2 separate regions of the Homo sapiens genome follow, and region 1 is linked to region 2. The links are chromatin contacts, found by Hi-C or POLR2A ChIA-PET in ENCODE. All regions are on one chromosome and are shown on one strand. Each heading gives the region's core, a stretch centred on a gene start or an enhancer-like site at or near the end of the contact. The rest is flanking DNA. Distances are from core to core; before and after follow the strand shown.

What was found. Hi-C counts contacts between places; a loop is a spot of excess contacts on that map. ChIA-PET counts read pairs that join two places held with the same protein, here RNA polymerase II (POLR2A).
Region 1: a map of PC-3 shows a loop between it and region 2 (7-fold over the local background). The contact joins two enhancer-like sites. A Hi-C loop is called at or near these places in 3 of 168 maps with a recorded cell type or tissue (PC-3, PC-9 and natural killer cell) and 2 of 37 single-sample maps with no recorded cell type. POLR2A ChIA-PET finds 5 or more read pairs at or near these places in 3 of 52 experiments (activated CD4-positive, alpha-beta T cell, activated T-cell and activated naive CD4-positive, alpha-beta T cell).

The regions. Positions count from the first base shown.
Region 1 is chr3:17,037,563-17,041,087 of GRCh38, reverse strand. The region is part of intron 3 of PLCL2 (phospholipase C like 2); the gene reads right to left. Among named protein-coding and RNA genes, the nearest start is that of PLCL2-AS1, 15 kb to the left of the region's middle. RefSeq lists an enhancer at 876-2,075. Within about 2 kb of position 1,392, at least 7 of the 41 ENCODE cell types and tissues checked have a DNase peak (open chromatin) inside an H3K27ac peak, as active enhancers do; they include PC-3, where a contact is called at or near this core.
Region 2 is chr3:16,993,479-16,996,827 of GRCh38, reverse strand. All of the region lies in intron 1 of PLCL2 (phospholipase C like 2), which reads right to left. Among named protein-coding and RNA genes, the nearest start is that of PLCL2-AS1, 59 kb to the left of the region's middle. Within about 2 kb of position 1,392, at least 2 of the 41 ENCODE cell types and tissues checked have a DNase peak (open chromatin) inside an H3K27ac peak, as active enhancers do; they include PC-3, where a contact is called at or near this core.

The sequences.
Region 1 (3,525 bases), core at 143-2,642, 44 kb before region 2:
TCCATACCGTCATCAGTAACCTTTTTCAGCTTTGATGTCAAGCCAAATGAGAGATACAAAGAAGCAAGGACTTCTTCAAGCAAGGATGGTGATTGTTACAGCTCAGTATCAAAGAACTGGCCAACTGTGCCCCCATCATTCAAATAGGAGAAGGAAAAAAAAATATGATCAAGGAAATGAACCCAGTCATTAAACAAATGAGGACAGGAGCAAAAGCAGGAGTGGAGGAGAACAAAACAGCAGCATTAAGCAGAGGCTCACACATGCAGATGAGAAACTCATCTTGGGAGTGGTGTAGCGGCAGAAACAGCAAAGATTTACATGGGTTCTAATCCTGGTTCTATTACTCATTAGCTTTGTCATCTAGGACAAGATATTTAACCTCATAACCCTAATTTCCTACCCATAAAATAAGCTTATTAAAGACATTACACCTCATAATGTGAGGATTAAATGAAAGGATGTGTGAGGAGCGACTGGCACAATGAAGACACTTGCAAGCGGCAGCTGTCACGGCTGACTCCCCATTTATCCAGGAGGCCTGGCAGAGCATTTTCTGGTAGCCCCAAATTAGCTGAATGCCCTCCTTTCATATGTTCACTGGCAATGTTTCCAATACTCATTACTAATTTTAGTTCCACTTGAAAAGCTGGGTGTGATGAAGCTCAGAGAAACAAGTTGCATTATTATTCTTAGAATCATCTTCCAGTTTAAGTATCACCAAAGGATAAATAATTATGCACCTTCCAGCTATAAAATATACGTTAAGGCTGAATAAATGCACATCCATCTCAAGAGTCCAGATATAGAAGCTCATCTGCCTCCTAAACTCTGTAACACTTGGAGGATCATTTGTTTATTCTTGGGACAATCGTTTACTGAGGCCCTCTATGTGTGAGACCCTGAGCTAAGGGCTGAGAATGAAGCACATGTACCCTAGAACTTAAAGTATATATATAAAAAAAAGAACAATTGCTGCACTGGGACTATGGTACAGAAATAAAACAGATGCACAAAGAATAACTAAAAAGGTGGGATTGCTATTGTAACCTGTGAGCTATTGGATGTGATAAAATTCAATATTCTGAAGCTACAGCCCTTTGGCAGGATATTTAATGGTGAAGCACTTGTAGTGTAATGGTATCCATGTTGACAGCCACAGAAGGATCCACTTGTGGCTTAGATTTCAATACAGGAAGTTCCTCTGCTGATAATGACAGTGAATATCGTCCCCCGATTCATGAGTAGTATATAAAATATGAAGATGACTAATACTTCAGGGTGGAGAACACAATAGTGAGAAGCCATTCCTCCTAGGTTTGCAAGTAAACAGCAGGAGGCATTTGCAGACTGTATTAGAGGGGAATTCCAGAAGGAACCAGCCTAGGAGAAGGTAGGCCCATAGTAAACAATGAGCAAAGCTTAGACAAGGCAGGCAGAAAACTTATCCAGACCTCAGCAGAGATGATTCATGTTGTCACACCTGTTATAAAATATTTGTACTACTTGCTTCAGAAGGAAGTATCTTTTTATCATTTTGGGGTACATATTTATAATTAAATTAATGTATGGTTAACAGTTCATAGTTCTTGTTCTTAACAGGCATATATTAATCTTCAACTTTTGCACTATTGCATAAATTCTCCTTGAGTCTAAGAGCTCCTCTAGGTACTCTTAAGGAAGCTCTCAGGACTGTGGGCTCCTATAGCAACACCAGGTGAAGAGTCCAGCAGGCTTAGAGGACAGGTTAGGCGATGGGCCTTCAGGCCCCTACTCAGCAGGCTGATGTTTCCCTTTCATTCTGCCATCAATTATGATTGAATGTAGTGCACATGGCACTGAGGATGCAGCAGAGGCAACATGGGGCCACCAGCTGATCTAGCAGGGGCCACTTTCTGTCTGGATCTGCTACTTTATAACAAGCTGTGATTATAAATAGTACAAGTGTTGGTTGAATGCATCAAGATGAAAGTGATTCAACATCTCTGCATCAGTATGTACTTGGTGCTTTCTATTTTATTTACTGATCACATTATCCATGTGAGGTGAGTAATTATGAGGTTAGTTTTACACATGTGAACACTGAAGACCTACCTGAAACATAAGCAACCTTTCAAGGTAATCTGGTATTATAGGCAAAATAACTGTAATTAGTAAGTCATGAAACTGGTATTCTGTTTGGTCTTGAAGCCTCTGCTTTTCCCACAAAACCATTATAGGTCTTGACACATGAGTGGCAACTGCACAAGTGAAGAGGAAAGGCCGTTTCAATCCGAAGAAAGCACAAAAGCAGAGGAAATTTTGTAACTCCTAAAAGGTGCTACACACAATTACAATAGTAATATCATCTCAGCTACTAACATTGACCCAAAGTTGTTTTTTAGAACAATGTTTCTATAAAGCACTTTGAGAAAACATTTTAAAATGACAGCAATAAATTACTTGGCTCTATTTTACAATTCATTATTATAAATAATAAATAATTTATATTTAATGTGAAACTACTAGAATAAGCATCTCAGATTAGACAAAAACAGATGTGCAGGTAGTAATATCGATGCATGAGCCAAAGGAAAAAACTACTTTATCTTGTTTTCTCTGTGTATATTACACTGATACGTCACTAGAATGCAAGGCCAAGTAGAATGGTTAATTATATAAGCATTATTTGCATTAATGCAAATGCATGAATTTCATCAAGCCCCTATAAACACACAGGTGTAAGTCTTGGCACAGCAATCAGACACCCTGCTGCCAGCCTGAGTAACTCGCCACATGGATGCTTATATTGTTTTTTCTAGGGCAAGATGATTTTATATAGTTGTTGCTAATGGATTTTATATCACTGGCCTGTTACCAGTACCTCCTACATTTCTGGAACTAAAGTGTTTGGAAAATCTATGGATGTAACATAGCCTAGAAATCTATTTCATAAATTTGATCACCTCTAATATAAGATTTTAATGTAGAATTTGAGCAGATGAAAAGCAGGAAATTTTAACTAAAGGCAAAGTAAAAATTAAAATTTATATTTTATTAAGCTGGAAAGAAACCAGATATGCCTTTTATCGGAGTGCTATGTTTTGAAAGTAACTCCCATGTTAGTGTAAAGTAAACTTCTCTGTTTATAGATACAGCTATGAGAAGGGTTATTATTACATAAATATATTATATATTACTAGATTTCTATAGACTGCTCCTTCATATTCTGTTTTGAAACTTGCTTATCAACTAGGAAAATTCCATTTTCAGAATAAGCAAGTCTGTGGTTTTATATAAGGACCCTATGTCTGATTTCAGACAATTCACTGAATTGCCCTTCATCTTAAGAACACAGATTTTGCTAATAATTATAAAAGTAGTTTGTCAATAATTTTATATACTTGGGTGAAAGAAATTTTAGTAATAACATCTGAATTCTAGATTTTTTTCCCCTTTATCTTGTTTTGAATCTCAGTTTCAGATAGAAAATCCCAACCTCTAAACTGCTTTCTTTGCCTGTCCTGCTCAACACAGATGTGGCTA
Region 2 (3,349 bases), core at 143-2,642:
AATCAAATAATTACAATTCTATAGCAATACCAGTCAATGTTCAAATGAGTATTTCTGTAACAAAATGTTCACTGCCTACCAAACGGCCACATGGAGATAAATCTGTTAACAAAACTTTTTTTTTTTTGATAACAGCATCCTCTGTGTTCTGACTTATAAATTGGGTCTCTACCATATCTCTTTTTCAGCTCTTTCCTCAAATTCCTGTAAAACCAAATTCACCCTGGCTTCCTGACCAGCTTCCTTATGTCACTGGCCCATTTCCCTTATGGTCCCACTGTCTGAATCTTCTGGCCTAGGAATTTGGAATCATATATAGCTCAAATTTATTAATTACACAGTTACTATGTATTCAACAATCCTATAACACGAGTATTATCAAGATCTTCAGTTCCAGAGAGATAAGGTAACTTGCCTACAGGTGTCCAGCTGGAGGCTGGAAGGGAAGAGGGTGGTCTACTCTCTTCCTTCCTGGGTAGGAAGGCCCTGAGTCCAGGGCAGGATGTGGTGTCAGTCTCGCCTACGGGAAGGCCTAAGTCTCCTGATGCCCTGAGTCGCAGCCCACTCCTCTCACTATAACCATTCCTGCAACAATGGCTACTTCTGCCAGTTCTTGAGTGCTCTCCATGTGCTAAGCCTGGGACTCAGTGTTTTGCTTCTTTCTATTCCTCAAAACAACTCAGTAGGTGTGCTCACCTAATTGTTCCAGGTTAGATTGCAGCTTCCCAGAGTAGGATATCTATGTTCCTCAGCCACTTCTGGGGCCAGTGCTGATTTCCCTGCCCATATTATTCTCTGTCCTAACCTTTCATCTCCAAATGTGGCCCCATCCTAGAGGTCTGGCTGAAACCCTAGGCCTTCGGTGAAAGGGTTTACTTTACTTGAGTGTGGCTAACCTCTCTTCTCTTAAATCCTTTTGTGCTTAAAGTCAGTACCATAGAGACAACACATGTTTGTAAAATCTGTAAACCTTCCCAACCAGAGTATACACTTTTAAGAAGCAGAATTCAGGCTGAAAAAATTTATTTTTGGCTTATTGAATCCTCCACGGAGCCTACGGCCACATTACACATAGAGTTGTCTAATACATCACAAAAAAGAGCAGATTATACTTGTCAATGGAAAAAAAATAAGCCCAATTTTAGTAATGTAATCCAAAGTCTACAGCTAAAGTGCTAAAATCAAAATGGTTTAAAATACAAAACTTCAAATATTAGATTTTAATATATTATGTGGAGAAGAGAAAGCCAATCAGAGTGAACAACAATTACATGGATTTGGGGTAGTAAAGAGACTGCAATGTTGGAAGAAGCTCACAAGCCTGGGGGAAGGATCAGAAAAAAGCTAGCCTGCCTCTGTTGTGAGGGGAGCCAGCACCTCCTTAGAGAAGGCCCTGCGGCCTGAGAGTGCACGTTCCTGGGCTGCAGACAGAACAAATACAAATTTGTACAAAACTGATAATCATCTGCATTTCCCCTTTGTGTGCAAATACAACTCACCACCTGTTTTAAAAGGTCAACAAACGGAAGAAGTCTCTTTTGTTTTACCACACTAAGAATCACCAGCTTATACATGTAGGCATTTATTTTGTTTCTGCCTTAACACCCTAAATAAACTACACTAAAGGACATATGATGTTTAAATAGCCTCTGGCTGGAAAAATTCATGCAGGGGATCAAGTTCCCAAGAACTAAGTCCTTGCCCAGCCCTTGGCTGGAATTTCCTTCTGATGGGCATGGATCTTGTGGGGAGGACAATGTGACCACCTGCTTAGCTGTGCAGGATCCTGCTGTTGCTTGGCTTCCAAGAAGGGGAGCCCTGCAGGCACTGGCCTGTGCTCACCACACACCTTTGGACACTCTAATTCAGATTCTCCAATCTCAGCTCTTGCCTCTTCCATACTCTGGCCTTCTCACCTATCTCATCACGATGCCTGTATAGCCCACAAATGGGGAAGAGATGCAAATGGGGATTATTTGCTGGATGTAATAACGGAGCTGTGGTGAGCACTGTGGAGAGCAGGTAGTGGTTCCTTTCACAAAGGGAACACGGTGGTAGAAGGGGGATGTCAGAAGCTAAATATCAAGTCTCTTGAGCCCCCGAATGAATGAATGAATGAACTCAAAGAGCACCACTTGTAGGATCACCATTTCAAACACCAAGTAGAAATCTATATATTTTAAAAACAGTTTTAAAATAATTACAATTATCTCAAAATGTTATAATATGCATTGCTGTAAATCCACTTTGCAAAATTAATGAGTAATTTAAAAATTCCAGCAAATCTCAAATCCACTGCTTTTCTACTTAGAGGTGTTATATGCAAATGAAAGATTTCCTAACACAAACATCTGCTGAAGTGGCACAGACATGCTCACAGTCTTTGTATCTACTTGGCAGAGAGCAACAATATACATCCACTTTATGTCATACCCATAGTAAGCTCCATTTTTTTTTAATTAAAAGCCATGCTTGGGTTAAGAAATCAATAAAAACGTCAATATCTGCATGGCCCGAATCCAGAAGACTCAAGTGATTAATCTAAAGCATTTGCAAAATAGAGTAATGTGAATTTGGACTGCAGAAGGTCCAGTTCTGCCATTTTCCTGAATCACTGTATACCTTTCTAAAACCATAAGTCCCTTCCAAATTAATTAGCTTATCAAACTAAAATAAAAAGCAGTTTTAAAAACCAGCAAAATCTCATCATTAATGTATTTTAAGTGGCATATGCTGCCAGTGACTAAAGCAATTTAACTGCTTCAATGAATCTTGTGTCACCATTACCAGGCCTCACTGCTGTTAAGTCCCATCTACTGAGAGAAAATTACCAGGGGTAAATGTACAATTAATTTCACACAGGCACCAAATTCATTCTAAATACAGCTTCCTGAACCTAGCTCATGTTTTAAATAATATGCCACAGAACATATGATTAAGAGGGTCTCTATACCATTTTATATAGACTATAAAACCAAGAAGCTCAGGCAATCCTACAAAGTACACACTGCGTAGTAGTTTTGAGAGTTGGAACTGGAAGGGCCTTGCATTAATATGGATGCTGATGTGAGAATAAAATATAGGCATTTATAAGTCATGCTTAGATTTTACATAAAAGTATTATAATGCAAGCTTAAAATGCCACATCTAATTATACTGTATTTTATTTCATTAAAGTTATCCAGAAATAAAAACATGGACAAATTCTACCTGCAAGCTAATTACCAAATCCCCTTATTAAAAAGCAGGATGCTATCCTTATTCCAAGAGTCAGGCTGCCATACCAATTACCAATTCTAACAAGGCTTTAATTCCAGAGTTTTGAAGCTGACCCTTCAGTCCATTACGC